Linked DNA regions of Homo sapiens: region 1 is linked to region 2. The links are chromatin contacts, found by Hi-C in ENCODE. All regions are on one chromosome and are shown on one strand. The core of a region is the stretch at or near the end of the contact, and the rest is flanking DNA. Distances in the headings are between cores, read along the strand shown.

Region 1 (7,403 bases), core at 2,079-4,578, 2.8 Mb before region 2:
ATTTTTGCTCCACATGGTATTAACTGGGGTCGCTTGGTGGCATTTAGCTTGTAGCATGGATGGTCTGGAGTTCAAGAAGGCTTCATTTATATTTCTGTCATCTTGATGGGGACAGTTGGAAGATGGTGCAGCTGAGCCCCTCTCCCACCCAATGTAGTCTCAGGGCCTCTCTACATGGTTTTTCCAGCAGGGTAGATGAACTTTTTACATGGATCTAAGAGACAGTGAGTGGAACTGCCTGTCTCGTATAGCCTGGACCCAGAAGTTGGCAAAGCGTCACTTCTGCCATATTCATTGGTCACAGCAGTCACAGAACCCTCCCAAATTCAAGAGGGAGGTCTACAGATCCCACCTTTCACGCAATGAGTGGCAGATAATTTTCAGTCATCTTTAATCTGTTATGACAGCACATGCTTGAAGACACAGGTCAAAAGAGCACAGTGCAGACCTTTATGAAGCACCTTTCTGTGACAGATACTTTGCTAGAATAGCTAATGACTTCTAGATCTGCAGCTGAAGAAGTTTCGATGAACCTTCCGTCTCCATTACTTGGGTGAAAGTGGACCTGGAATCCTCCAGCTGCTTCCATTATACTTTCATTTCTGCTATCCCTGATCTTGTGGAGTCAAGAGATATAATCTGTTACTCACGCATTACTCAAATCTCTACACAAGTCACCACTTATGGGAAAACTACCCTAGTCAAAACAGGAATAGCCAGCTTGTTCTCCATCTGCAGGGCAGGCATGTATTATTTGTCTTTAAAACTTTCCCCAAACTCAGAAAAAAGAGTTGTTACACGCAAAAAATTCAGAAGACAGTCTTCAGTAAATTGCAATTTTGTTAAATTAAAAAAAAATAGGATGTGTGCTCTTTAGGTAACAGTGTTTAGACTTTATAGTTTTCAATAAAATTTAATTTCTTAGTTGTTGCAACTAGAGGTACCTCAGATGCTGGGTGTGTTGCTAATCCTTTTTAACAAGTTAGTTGTTGGTTTCAGTGACACTGGAGGGTAGTAAATAGCAGCCAAAGTTAATTATATCGTAGGTTAATTATATGTGTTAACTATAGCTAATTATATTATACTACACTTTAAAACCTAGAGGGTTGGTGTTAATTCATAATAGGGCTTGCCTATTATGCATAACACTAGAGAAGCATAGCATTTCTAGTGAATCTTTTTTTTTTTTAAGACAGAGTCTTGCTCTGTTGCCCAGGCTGGAGTGCAGTGGCACCATCTTGGCTCACTGCAACCTCTGCCTCCTGGGTTCAAGCGATCCTCCTGCTCAGCCTCCCCAGTAGCTGGGATTATAGGCACCTGCCACCATGCCCAGCTAAGTTTTGTATTTTTAGTAGAGCTGGGGTTTCACCATGTTGGCCATGGTGGTCTCGAACTCCCGACCTCAGGTGATCCACCCAGCTCGGCCTCCCAAAGTGCTGGGATTACAGGTGTCAGCCACTGCGCCCGGCCTCTAGTAAATCTTTTTGTTTTGATGTGAATAAATAGAAAGCTTATAAAAAATAAAGCATTCAACCACTTCCCTTTCTATAGTCAAAGTTCAAACGCCAGAAAAGCCGAAATAGGTGATACAAAGTCATCCTTTAGTATAAGCAGTAGTATGTTTTGAGAAAATCCTAAACTCCACTCATTGTCTTACTTACAAGTGCACCGAAATATTATTGCCTGTAAATGACATTGCGGTTTTACTGGTCAGGAAAATGAATGATATAAATTTTTAATTCTAACCTAAAACCTGCGTTAGTACTAACCTGAGGAAATAACATGGTTGTTTGTAAGCTAATCAAGAGCCCTTAAACTCCATTACATAAATGATACACTTACCCTTTGTATTAAGGGACTAACGGCTTCGCTTTTCAACAAAGCTGGATCTTCTGGCACACGCTCAGAAGATAGCCAGTACTTCAGAGACAGATTGCTTTGAGGGCACTGGAACCGCTGAGGGGCAGAGTAATCCTAATGAGAAAGAAAAAAGAGGACGCCTCTGGAGTTAAAATAAGACAATGCATCTGTGGAGAACACGGTGACTGAAGACTGGCAGAATTCTCAATATCTCAGGCCACTATACACTGCGCAGTTTTCATTTGTATTTTGGAGGTGCTCTAGAAAACTTAGAAATGATTAGAATAAAAAGTATGGATACTTTTAACCAGCCCATGTACAGGAAATTCTGTTGGTGTAGAAACGGTTCTGCTGTTCATTCCTTAACTGCTTCTGTTCCCACTTTGTCAGATGTAGGGCGAGGTGGTGGTGGTGAGTCCTAATTTTTTCTATCTCTATCCACAGTCTGGAATCGTTAGGATTATTTTAAGCCTTCATAACATTTGCGGACAGCTTGGAGTGTTTTGTACATGTAGTGGGGCAGTGCCTGGCCTCCTGTGAGAGATTGATCATCGGTAAACAATCCACACGAAACTCACTTGCCAGTGGACGGGGAGGATCGCTGCCATCCTTTCAGCAAAGAGCAAACGAATAAGGAGAGATCCGGGCCCATCCCTCCTCGCGCAGCAGTTTCTAGATTTTTACCCCGGCTTCATAAATGGCTACCAGCTGGCAGTCACAACACTTTCATAATGTTTGCACACAACTCATTTGGGTCGCTTTCTTTTCTTTCCTTTTTTTTTTTTTTTTTTTGAGAGAAACGGAGAGTCTTACTCTCTCGCCCAGGCTGGAGTGCAGTGGCGAGATCTCGGCTCACTGCAACCTCCGCCTCCTAGATTCCTGCGATTCTCCTGTCTCAGCTTCCCAAGTAGCTGGGGCTACAGGCGTGCGCCACTATGCCCAGCTAATTTTTTGTACTTTTTTTGGCAGAGACGGGTTTTACTATATGTTGGCCAGGCTGGTCTCGAACTCCTGACCTCAGGTGATCCGCCTGCCTTGGCCTCCCAAAGTACTGGGGTTACAGGCGTGAACCACCGCGCCCGACCATTATTTGGGTCGCTTTCTAATTTCTTTCTCCGTTTGTAGCTAGCGTTGCCCGAAGGAGATTTCAGAGAGATCCCCTGGAGAAAGGGACGGGGGATGTCGTTTTCCAGTAATTTCTGGGGGAAATCTGGGATAGTCAGGGGGTAAATCTAGTGCCGTTTGCTGAAGTTAAAAGGCGTGGGGAGCCAGGTGGTGCCCTGGAGGGAGGGCCGCGCGAGACGAGACCAACCTTCGGGACAGGGGAGAGCGGGGCTACTGAACGCAGGGGATTCCGCTGAGCCTCCAGCCCCTGAGCGTCCACCTTCGGCCCAGCTGGGGGACGCGGTCTCGGGAAGAAAGCCCGGAATCCCGAGCCGGCCAGCCGCGAGCAGCGAGTACCGGAGCGCGTGGGCAGGCGCGCGGAGGCAGAGGCGGGCCGGCGGCTGTCCCTTTAAGGGGCCGGTCTCCCGGCGCCGCCGGCCCAGACGCCAGGACGTGCCGGGTCCGCCCCGCCCCGCCCCGAAGCCGCCCGTTTCCTGCCGAGCGGCGCGACGGCACCTGAGCGACTGCGGCGGCGGCGGCGGCGGCGGCGGCGCCTCGGAGCGGGCGGCCCGGGCTGTAGTGCCGGCGCCGCCGCGTCTTCCCGGTCTCCTTTCCCGGCCGCACAGGGTGAGGGAGAGCAGGCCGCACCGGGACGGGCGCCGGCGGCGGGGAGCGCGGGGGGAGGCGGCGCCGGCCGCGGGGTCCTGGGGCAGGCGGGAGGGCCGCGCCGGGCGGGGGGGCGCGGCCGCGGGGCCCGGACGCCGCCCGCTGGGTAGGCCTCGGGCATCCGGTTGCCGCCGCGGGGCTCTTGTTGGGGCCGGGACGCCGCAGGGGGCGGGCTCGGAGGGACCTCCTCGGCCTCGCGGGGCCGCTCTGGGCCCGACCCCGGCTCTGTCGCGGCACCCGGGGCGCGGCCGAGGGACACCCCCCACCCTCCCCAAGGACGACTCTCCCGAAGGCGAGGTCGACCCGAGCGGGCCCTGGGGTGACCGAGGCACCTATTTTTAGCCAAGCCTGAGGGCCCCCGGGAGGGAAGGCGGATTACCGCCTCCTCGGCCGGTGGACGGAGGCAGCGCGTCTCCGGCGGCGTCCCCGGGCCGGAGCTGGGCCACACTTACGCCATGCTGGAGTTCCAGTCCTCGCCGCTGCCTCCGGCGGTCTGGGCGCTCGCCCCCTTCCCCGGCGCCCCTCCCGCTGCCCTTTGCGAGTCCCCAGGTCAGGGCGGGAGGCGGTTGGGCACGGAAAGCAGCATGAGGGGGGACTTTGGAAAAATCCATGGACCACTCTCGACACCGGCGAAGTTATCCCTTCCTGTCCCCGAGGGGTGTGTCCTAGCGATTCGGCCTGACCCCTTCAGTTTCCAAAAGTGAGATTTTTGGCCTTGGGGACCTCGCCGGAAAACTACGCGGGAAGTCTAGAGAAGTCGTCTGGCTCTCAGCCATACGTCTGGTGTGGGATGTGCAGCCCCGCATGCTGGCGGTGAAGGCGCTGGGTGCACTAGATGTGGGCAGCCCCGGACGCGGGCAGCGGCGTCCCAGCCGGCCCCAGTTGCACCTTGACTAGGTTAGGTTGAAAGTAAGCTGTTCAGTGTTGGCCCTTCTTTCCTGTGGGAGGAAGGAGGAATCTAAATTCAGAACTGTGTTGGCAAACGGATTCCTTAGCCGCTATTTAAGTTAGTAGTGCTTAAAGAGCTACGGTTGAAGTTAACTGTTAAGGTGTGTGTGTGTGTGTGAGTGTGTGTGTGTGATGACTTTGTGGAAAGCCTTGAGTAAAGAGCTACGGTTGAAGTTAACTGTTAAGGTGTGTGTGTGTGTGATGACTTTGTGGAAAGCCTTGAGAAATGTAGACACTCATGGCCAGCCCAGCTAAAGATAAGCATCTTCGGTGAACTAAAGGTTCTGAATTGTATAGGAGTTGACTTAAAGTTAGAATTTTTGCTAAATTAGGTTGCATTTGTTTTCCTTAGCTTACCTAGCAGGCTAATGGCAACAGTGTCTCCAGTTTGGTCCGAAGCAATTGCTGGTGAGACTTGGGATAATGATCCCAAGCTGGTGAGACTTGGGATAATGATCCCAAGAATAACACTAAATTACTCTTGAGTATTTTGGGTAGACATGCCTTGCAGTAGACTTTCATATTTGATGTGCTGCCTGATAAAAAAGGCTCTTTTTTTTTTTCCTTTTTCCTTTTTTTTTAGTTTAAGGATCTAACCTGAAATAGCTGGGTCTGTTCATGAGTTTCCCTCCCACCCCAACATTGAGTTTCAAATGTCTCTTCTAATTTTGTAGCCTTCATCAGACATAACAATACCTTATCAAGTGAGCTTAGAGAATAAGGTGTTCTACTTGATTTACTTGAGGCTGATAATGAATTTGAAAATATAACAAGATCTATTGAAAAATTTTCTTAATACTTGAAAATTATAAAGAATATCAAGTATTTAACTCTTAATGATTCAGCGTCAGCATTATGAAGAGACATTTACGATTTTGTTTCCAATTTAGATCTTTCTGTATTCTTTTAATACCAGTAGTCTCTTCTGTTTGATGTTGTGTTTGTCCCTAAAAATGCCTCACTTCAGTCTCCCTTCTAGTTTATAGGCTTTAATCTGCTTTTGGTAGGGAGATCGTTTTAATAATTATATTTTTAATATCAGTCAATATGGCTTTTTAAAAGAGCCTAAGACGTGAAAACCTTTTTGAGACTTCTAAAGAACCCATATTAAGATTGTCACTGTTCTTAAGTTCTTAACTTGAATGTTAAGTTATGGTTAAAAGTTCTTAATCAGCCTGTCATGGTTAAGATGACACGTAGAATACTGAATCATAATTGTTTTTTTAAAAGTTGAATGTGTCTTATACATTTCCTATGTGTAAGTTAATTTCTTAACTTGAATGGAACATGTGTTTTTAATTGTATGCCTATAATTTTTATAGCAAATGAAGTTTTAACCTGAAAGATCTCCAATACTTTGTTAAAATATTAAATTGTTAATGAACTTAAGTGGTTCTAGGAAGGTTTTGGTTCTCTTGGGAATCTGACCTAATATGTAATAAGGAAATGAGAAAAATCGTGCTTTGCAAGATCGTTCATATATTTGAGAATACACCTTATGACCTGCTTGTTCTCTGTACTGTTTTTAGTGACTTTGAAGGTAAATCCAGAGTATACTTAGAGGATACAAGCAAGTAACTATTTCTCTAGAAGTGACATTGGTGATCACTCATGCTCAAAGAGAATTGCATTTCATTGCTTCCTCTTTCAGTTCCTGTGAACATGACTTTGTCCCAATCAAAAAATGTAATTTATTTTCAAATCACTGGGAAAATATTGGTCTAGATGAGAATATAAGCCTTTTTCCCTCCTCTATAAATAGAAAATTAAACATTAAGGGGAAGAACCTTATGTGCTGTGAACTAAGGGGTTTAATTTAACCTTCTGTATCTGAGGTCTAGAGAAAGAGAAATAATGACAGTTTACAACTGTGTGCCGAGCTGTTGTGCTTAAATGTGTTTTTGACAGAGGTGGCAGTGAAAACTAGGCTATTTTTCTTTTTTAAAAAATGGTACAAGCTTTTAATTGGTTTTATGTAAAAGAAAATAGGCAAGATATACTTTTAATTCTAACAATAGTTTTAGTAGATACTCTGATAGGAAATATAATATTCCTCGGAAATGTAGAAGACATACCCTAAAAAAAGTTATGATTTAGTATTTTACGAATCGTCCTAGCTACTACAGGGAGATTAAGAACTCTTCCGTAACTTAAATCTGGTTTCAGCAAAGTGATTTGTACACTAAATGTAATTTGTTTGCACTCTTCTTCCAGGACATTCTGCTTTTTGGGCTTTCTCCTTCCTAATTGCTTTGTTCATTCTATCTTACATCTTCTACTCTTAAACTTGACATGCTCAGTCCTTGTTTCACTTTTCTTTTTATATTCCTCTGACAATCTTATCCAGTGTCATGGTTTTAAATACCTATATGCTGATGGCTCCCATATTTATATCTCCAACCCAGACTTTCCACATGTGCTGTTAGGCCTATCCACTTGGATGTGCAGTAGTCAACTCCAACTAAATTTCCGTATTTTTCCTCAAACATGTTTGATGTTTGATGTTTCCATCAAACATTCAGGTAAAAAAACGTTGGAGTCATCCCTGACTTATTTCTTTCACACTTGGCATTCTGTGCTCTGTCTTATCTTGAAAATATAACCAGAATCCAATCAGTACTTACTGCTTCCACTGCTCACCAGCCTGGTGCAAGCCATTCTTATCTCTTACCTAGATTTCTGCAATTAGCCTCCTAACTGATCTCCCTGCCTCTGCCCTAACTCCCTGCAGTCTTTCCAACACAACAACTGGATCATATTACTTATCTTCTCAGAATGCTACAGTGACTTTCTCTATGCACAGTGAAAGCTGAAGTTCTTATGTC
Region 2 (7,493 bases), core at 3,644-6,143:
TTTTCAGTGAAATAAAGTCTGTCATACTATAAAAGTAATATATTTATTGAGAATTTGAAAAACAAAAGATAGTTCTACCATTCACAGACCACTATGTTAACACTATGATTTATTTTCTTTAGAATCACTCAATTGTGTATTTTATTTATTTATTTACTTATTTTTGAGATTTATTTATTTATTTATTTTTGAGACAGAGTCTCACTCTGAGACCCAGGCTGGAGTACAGTGGTGCAATTTCAGCTTACTACATCTTCCGCCTCCTGGGTTCAAGTGATTTTGTGCCTCAGCCTCCTGAGTAGCTGGGATTACAGGCATGCACTACCACACCTGGCTAATTTTTGTTTAGTATAGATGGGGTTTCACCATGTTGGCCAGGTTGGTCTTGAACTCCCGACCTCAGGTAATCCACCCACCTCAGCCTCCCAAAGTGCTGGGATTACAGGCGTGAGCCACTGCACCCAGACCAATTTGGTATTTTTTTTTTCCAGACCTAACAGTTGAACTCAAGAGCTAACAATCAGAAGTTTTCTTAAGTCTGCTTAAATCTCTAAAGCTATCCTCGGTAGTCACCAGTATCTATCAAGATTACGGTATAGGCCAGGCACAGTGGCTCACACCTGTAATCCCAGCACATTGGGAGGCCAAGGCGGGTGGATCATTTGAGGTCAGGAGTTTGAGACCAGCCTGGCCAACATGGTGAAACCCCGTCTCTACTAAAAATACAAAAATTAGCCGGGCATGGTGGCACATGCCTATAATCGCAGCTACTCGGGAGGCTGAGGCAGAACTGCTTGAACCTGGGAGGCAGAGGCTGCAGTGAGCTGAGATTGTGCCACTGCATTCCAGCCTGGGTGACAGAGCGAGACTTTGTCTCAAAAAAAAAAAAAAAAAAAAAAAAAGATTATGGTATACATAATTGTAGGCAACTGGTTCAGAGAAAATACTGGAGATGACTGAGTAAATCAATGATTTTCAGAGTTACTTGCTAATTTGAGGTCTTCTAAATTTTTCACTATTCACTTCGCAGTTATTTAATAGTAAGCTTAGACTAACAAATTCCACCAGCCACATAAACCACCTGATGGTGAGAACAGGTAGCAGTAATGTGGTTGTTCTTTTATTTGATCCTAGTTTCCATATATTACAGCAAATTTATGTTACTGTGGCAAAGACCCATCAGGGGTTACCTTCTGATTATATCCCTGAAACCTGGAGAGGGAGAGAAGAAATAAGCAAATTCAAGAATCACTGGCTTAGATCTTGGGAATGATTACAATGATGCTGTTATTCTTGTGGCAAACAAAATATATCCTAGAACCAGGGAACTTAAGAATAAAGGGAGATCTTATCAGTCATCAAGCTCTAACCTTTTCTGATGCATGAGTTTCCTTTCTGTTCTGGAAAAGTAGTTGTCCAACCTTTGCTTGAATGTCTCCAATAAGGCCTGATTCTTACCTGAAAAATGAGGTAATATGATTACTAAGTCCCCTTCAAGTTCTAATAGTCTTTTCAATGAAATGTAAACTTCTATTGGCTAATCATTTATTTTTTTAAAGTTTCTTCCTTTTTAGTAAGTGAAATTAGTTTCCTCTATTCTGAGGTTACAATTCTTTGGCATATGTGTTACTATTAAAAAAAATACTTAATGTCATGCTATCCTTATTTATCCAGGTATAAGTATACATTACACTTCCCTTATGATTTTCCTACTAATTCTGGGAGGGATGGTTCAGAAATCTTAAGAAACTTACATGAGGTCACTTATACAGATAGTAACTGGACAGCTGGAGCCTAACTAAGGTCTTTGGACTTCAAAATCCAGTATTTTCCCCATTGCACCTATAAAATGACCTATTTAAGACCTATAAAATGTCTTATAAGCTATTATGACACATATCATCTATCTAAAAATATTTTCCAAATAGCCAAATATATGTTATAAGCTAAGTGACTGACCAGGTGCAGTGGCTCAATCCCAGCATTTTGGGAGGCTGAGGTGGGTGGATAGCTTGAGCCCAAAAGTTCTACATCAGCCTGGGCAACATGGCAAAACCCCATCTCTACAAAAAATACAAAAATGAGCCGGCATGGTGGTGTGCACCTGTAGTCCCAGCTACTCAGGAGGCTGAGGCAGGAGGATCACTTGAGCCCAGGAGCTTGAGGCTGCAGTGAGCCATGATCACGCCACTGCTCTCTTGCCTGGGTGACAGAAAGAGACCCTGTCTCAAAGAAAAAACGTATAAGCTAAGTCATAAAACCTAGCATCACAAACATGGGTGCCAACATTAGGTATTTCTTGGTGGGATGCAGTAAGACAGCATCACCTATGTGGTATTCTGGCCAAAGTTTGATATGGCTCTAATCATGAGGGAATAATTAGGAAAATCTACAACATGGAACAATTTGTAAGACAACCTGGCTGGTCTTTTCAAAAGTGTCAGTCATAAAGAAAAGGGGTTGAGAGGGCTGATTTAGAGTGAGAAAATAAGGCCAGGCATGATGGTTCACGCCTGTAATCCCAGCACTTTGGGAGGCTGAGGTGGGCAGATCACGTGCGGTCAGGAGTTCCAGACCAGCCTGGCCAACATGGTGAAACCCCATCTTTACTAAAAACACAAAAATTATCTGGGCAGAGTGGCGGGTGCCTATAATCCCAGCTATTTGGGAGGCTGAGGCAGAAGAATCACTTGAACCCAGGAGGCAGAGGTTGCAGTGAGCTGAGAAAATAAGCCTGGGCAATAAGGCGAGACCTAGTTTCTACAAAAAAGTAAAAAATTAGCCAGCGTGGTGGCAAGTGCTTGTAGTCCTAGCTACTCAGGAGGCTGAGACAGGAGGATTGCCTGAGCTCAGGAGTTGAAGGCTTCAGGGAGCTATGATCATGACAGAGCAAGGCCCTGTCTCTGGAAAAAAAAAAAAAAAGAGGGAAAGGAACTAAAGAGTAATGACAAAGAGCTGTAAGATCCAAATTAAGTTGTCATTTTAATAATTCAGAGTGCCTACACTCAGATCTTAGGTCACTGTTTCTTTCACATAAGTTTCACCTAGAAGGTAAGAGTTAAACTATCTCCAAGGTCTCTGGCGACTCTGACATTGTAGTTCTTTCAGTACACTCATAATATACAATAAATTGTGAACAAACAAGTACCACCTATGAGCCCAATTACGAAGAGAAAATGTAACTAAAATAAAAAATAATGGCCACGTGCGGTGGCTCACGCTTGTAATACTAGCACTTTGGTAGGCCGAGGCGGGTGAATCAAGTCAGGAGTTCGAGACCAACCTGGCCAACATGGTGAAACCCCGTCTCTAATAAAAATACAAAAAAAATTAGCTGGGCGTGGTGGCGGGCGCCTGTAATCCAGCTACTCAGGAGGCCTGAGGCAGAAGAATCGCTTGAACCTGGGAGGCGGAGGTTGCAGTGAGCCAAGATCGCGCCACTGCACTCCAGCCTGTGCCACAGAGTGAGACTTTGTCTCAAAAAACAACACAAAACTCATTAGAGAAACTCAGCAAGTTACAAAAAAATAATAATTAAAAGGGTCTTTAACGCTGAGCCCTTAAAGTCTTTTTTTTTCTTTTTTTTTTAAGACAGTCTTGATCTGTCACTCAGGCTGGAGCACAATGGCGCGATCTCAGCTCACTGCAACCTCCACCTGCCGGGTTCAAGCAATTCTCTTGCCTCAGCCTCCTGAGTAGCTGGGACTACAGGCGCGCGCCACCATGCCCAGTTAATTTTTTGTATTTTCAGTAGAGGCGGGGTTTCACCTTGCTGGCCAGGCTGGTCTCGAACTCCTGATCTCGTGATCCGCCCGCCTTGGCCTCCCAAAGTGCTGGGATTACAGGCGTGAGCCACCGCGCTCAGACTTTAAAGTCCATTTTAAGTCTAGACTTCTATGAAGGTAGACTGCCGAGATGTAAAAGAAATAAAATTAGTTATTTAGCTTTTAGATCGGATTACATTTTCTGCTTTGATTATTCTAAAGCCTCCAGTAAGGCGTAAAGGGAAAGCTCTAAGTAGCGCATCCTGGGAAATGAGCAGATCAGGGAAGGGGTGTTAGACCTGGTATTATGTCTAAAGACGATTTTCATTTAAAGGAGGATCTTCCCCCGGGCAGCTCAAGGTCACATCGTAAATACCTTATAGTCTAATTCAGTGTCCCAAAACAGGACCCCGACTCCCCAGATCCGGGTTGGGGGTGGCTCAGGGCCTAAAGTTCCTACCCTCGCCCAGGTGACACCATCTCCAGGAAGGTCTGCACCCGACCCGGCGAAGCGCTGTCCCGCTTCGCACCCCCCACTGCTCCAGGTACGTGCGGCGGCCTCCTCGGGAGACCCCGCCACTTTCCTGGAGCGTAGCCTGCCACCCCCCGTCCGGGAACCCCGGATTCTCACGGCAGAGAACAGACACCATACTTAAGCACAGGCTCTCGCATCCGACATCAGTACAAGGCTGGGGGTTGTTGGGGGACGGTTGAGCCTTGGGAGGGAGGGTCAGGGTCTGGACAGGAGCCGCGGCCGCCAGATGGGAAAGAACACGTGGGAGCAGTAATGTCAAGTGACACTTAAACCCTTAGACGCCGATTCGTTATAACGCGAGGAAATCTAGAAGAAAAAGCAGGTACCATCAGCGAATTCTAAAATCTCCTAAGGATTAACTTCGGTTATTTTCTGCTTAGACAACGCTTTCTATTCCCGACTTCCTCTCCAATAATGACCCGAATCTGTCGAAACTTCTTGGAAGCCTAATTTACCTAATCCCACGTCCCTAACGGTCTTCGGAAGCGAAGCAGTGTCAACAGTCCCTGGTAAACACAAGTAGTATTACAAGTCGGGAGCTCTTCAAGTCTTGGATGAGACTGTAGAGCGGTCTTGTGCGGCAATGTGCTACCTTAAAATAAATAAATAAATAAACCCCTGTTATGTCCGGAGTTTGTTTCCACCCGGAGAGGAATGGAAGAGCACCAGAGAGCGCTTAGCTTTCTGGTTGGATGTTTTGGGTGAGTTTCTTGGCGCGCATGCGTGTTGTGTCTCAAGGGCGGGTTTGAAGGGAAGTGGGTGTTGACCTGCGGGCAACTGACGCTGTTGTCAGATTACACCCACGACGGTGCGGGTCTCGGGCGTTCTGGAGATACGTAGGGGTGAATTTATGTTTCCGACGATTGCATCTGGAGGGGTGTGTAAGACTCTGTGGCTGAAGAAAGCTATTACGCTTCTTATGTGGGTCATTATTTTAAAAATAGCATTTCGCTTTTATTTGCTTGACTGCCTCTTCTCAACAAATTTTAAGCCCGCCACTACATGTGTTTGGTTTTGCCCTACCAGCTCTGGGGTTGGGGAGTGCACTGTTATGGTTATTGTTGCTCCTGTGGCCATTCTCTTGTCATCCCCACTTTCACATTTTGGCGTGGTGTATTAATAGACTGAGTGGGATTAATGGGTAAATATGACTTTATAGTCAGCTCTAATCCTGGATTCAATATCAGAATTTAGATTTTCAGCTTTGTGGATGTTCGACATTTTAAAAACAGTTATTGCAAAGAGGTGAAAATTTTGTTCTGAAGTCTTAAGGAAACAGAGAAAGTTTTTCCGTCCTTAAGTGTGGGACTTGTTTTGTGACCAACAATATGAAAGGCTCTGAGGTCAGCTTGGAGAAGAAAAAAAAGATTAAGATGCCAGTGAAGAGACTTCGTGAGGTAGTTTCTCAAAATCATGGAGATCATTTGGTTTTGCTGAAAGATGAGTTGCCCTGTGTTCCTCCGGCATTGTCTGCAAATAAACGTCTTCCTGTTGGAACGGGGACTAGTTTGAATGGAACATCACGTGGTATGTGATTCCATGTAGTTTTTCAACCAGTTTTAGTTTAGTAAATCTTTAGTCCTTATTTGTTTAAATTCCCAAACGTAAGATATAAGTCTAGTTTGTACAGATGTTTGAAAACTGACCCTGTTTCCCGGGAAAATGGCCAGGAAGCCTATAAAATGTTTGAATAGATGGAATGAATGAAACTTTAACGTCCCCTGTTGTGCTTTTTTTTTTTTTTTTTGCATTGACTTTTGCATATTTTTTTTTTTATATTTATGGTGGATACACTTAACTTGTATAATGTGCTTTATTTTCCCCCACGTAGTGTTTTTTATAGTTTTCCCCCAAAGTAGTGCTTTTTACCTAATTCACTACTTTCTTTTCATAGTGGGAAAAGCAGGACTTCTGCCAATTGATGGCTTCTATATTCCAATTCACTTAATCTGTCTAGAGCTCAGTGAAAATAAGGATAACATATGCTTTACCCACTTCGCTGCTAATTGTGAGGATTAAATTAATGAATATGTGAGCAAAAACAGCAAAACGCTTTTGTAATGCTGTTCTTTGGGGGATACAGCGGTGACACTCAAATAGTACTGCTGTTAAATTAGACCTTTACATCGTATACATATTTCTACCCATAGTTTGTCCACATCCAATAGTGTATGGTTATATTTTAAAATGTTTCGTGCTTAATCTCACTTTATTGTCAGTACCGAACCTTATTTTCCCAAATATCAACTGTAAAAACTTTCATTCAGATATGTTTAAATACATTTTCTTAACTTTTTTTGCATGCAAATTGTCTTTCCAACTTCTGCGTTATATGGAGTTTATAGATCTTGAATCATGCATATACAGTTTCTAAAGCTAAGGATCTGATTTTAAAATCACTAAAATCTATTCCTTTGTTTTGTTAGGTTCATCAGACTTAACTTCTGCTAGAAATTGTTACCAGCCTCTATTAGAAAATCCCATGGTGTCAGAAAGTGTAAGCAAAAGGATTCTTAATTATGCTCACGTTAAAATTTTCAGTATTGTCAAATAATGCATTCTTAAATTATGTTTGATTAGCAGCATGCCTTGTTTTTATTTAAATATCACTTACCAAAACAAATGTTTTATATACTACAATTGTGACTTTGAATGGTGTTTGAGACATTAAACAAAAGGCCTTCCCTAGAATCAAAAATACCTATTAGTAAGATAATGGCCGCTGAAAGAGATAGGATAACTGAAAAGAAACTCTCTTACTATTCAGGGAAAAGGTGTTCTTGCCCAGAGACTTAACATGTTCTTAGGTAAAAGAAAAGGAACAACTAACAGTACAATTTTTCTTTAATGTGAGGTGTGCTTGCATGTCATTCTAACACTTGTGAGAATGGTTTTGGTTTTCTTAGAAGGGAGGTTCTTTAAGAATAACATGAAATTATCATCTTAACTTTATAATGCCGAAAGTATTTGATAAATACAATGTTTTGGTTATGAGATCTAATCAGACTTTGACGGCTAATCATAGTGTTGACCTATGTATTGTCAGTTTAATAAGTCTGTATAATGAGAGTTTCACAATATGCTATTTTGAAAATTGAAGCTGGCAAACTAATAATTCAATTGAGACTATATGACAATTTTGTCAAAAGCTCACAATAAAATGTATAATTATTTGCTGTACTTGATCCCTAAGT

What was found. Hi-C counts contacts between places; a loop is a spot of excess contacts on that map. Pooled maps may share reads with other maps.
Region 1: a map of CD8-positive, alpha-beta T cell shows a loop between it and region 2 (17-fold over the local background). The contact joins the promoter of KTN1-AS1 here to the promoter of TIMM9 in region 2. A Hi-C loop is called at or near these places in 2 of 168 maps with a recorded cell type or tissue (CD8-positive, alpha-beta T cell and naive thymus-derived CD4-positive, alpha-beta T cell) and 10 of 50 pooled maps.

What each region holds. Positions count from the first base shown.
Region 1 is chr14:55,576,764-55,584,166 of GRCh38, forward strand. It overlaps KTN1-AS1 (KTN1 antisense RNA 1), which reads right to left and starts at 3,329. Exons shown (of 3, transcript NR_027123.1): 1 at 3,173-3,329; 2 at 1,843-1,974; 3 at 1-616. KTN1 (kinectin 1) reads left to right here and starts at 3,444. Exons shown (of 44, transcript NM_001079521.2): 1 at 3,444-3,591. RefSeq lists enhancers at 2,669-2,788, 2,799-2,888 and silencers at 3,329-3,588, 3,649-4,288, 4,468-4,762.
Region 2 is chr14:58,422,638-58,430,130 of GRCh38, forward strand. TIMM9 (translocase of inner mitochondrial membrane 9) reads right to left here and starts at 4,894. Exons shown (of 6, transcript NM_012460.4): 1 at 4,755-4,894; 2 at 4,417-4,605; 3 at 1,371-1,458. KIAA0586 reads left to right here and starts at 5,082. Exons shown (of 31, transcript NM_001329943.3): 1 at 5,082-5,826; 2 at 6,726-6,796. The coding sequence starts at 5,628. RefSeq lists enhancers at 3,086-4,029, 5,044-5,093, 5,164-5,353.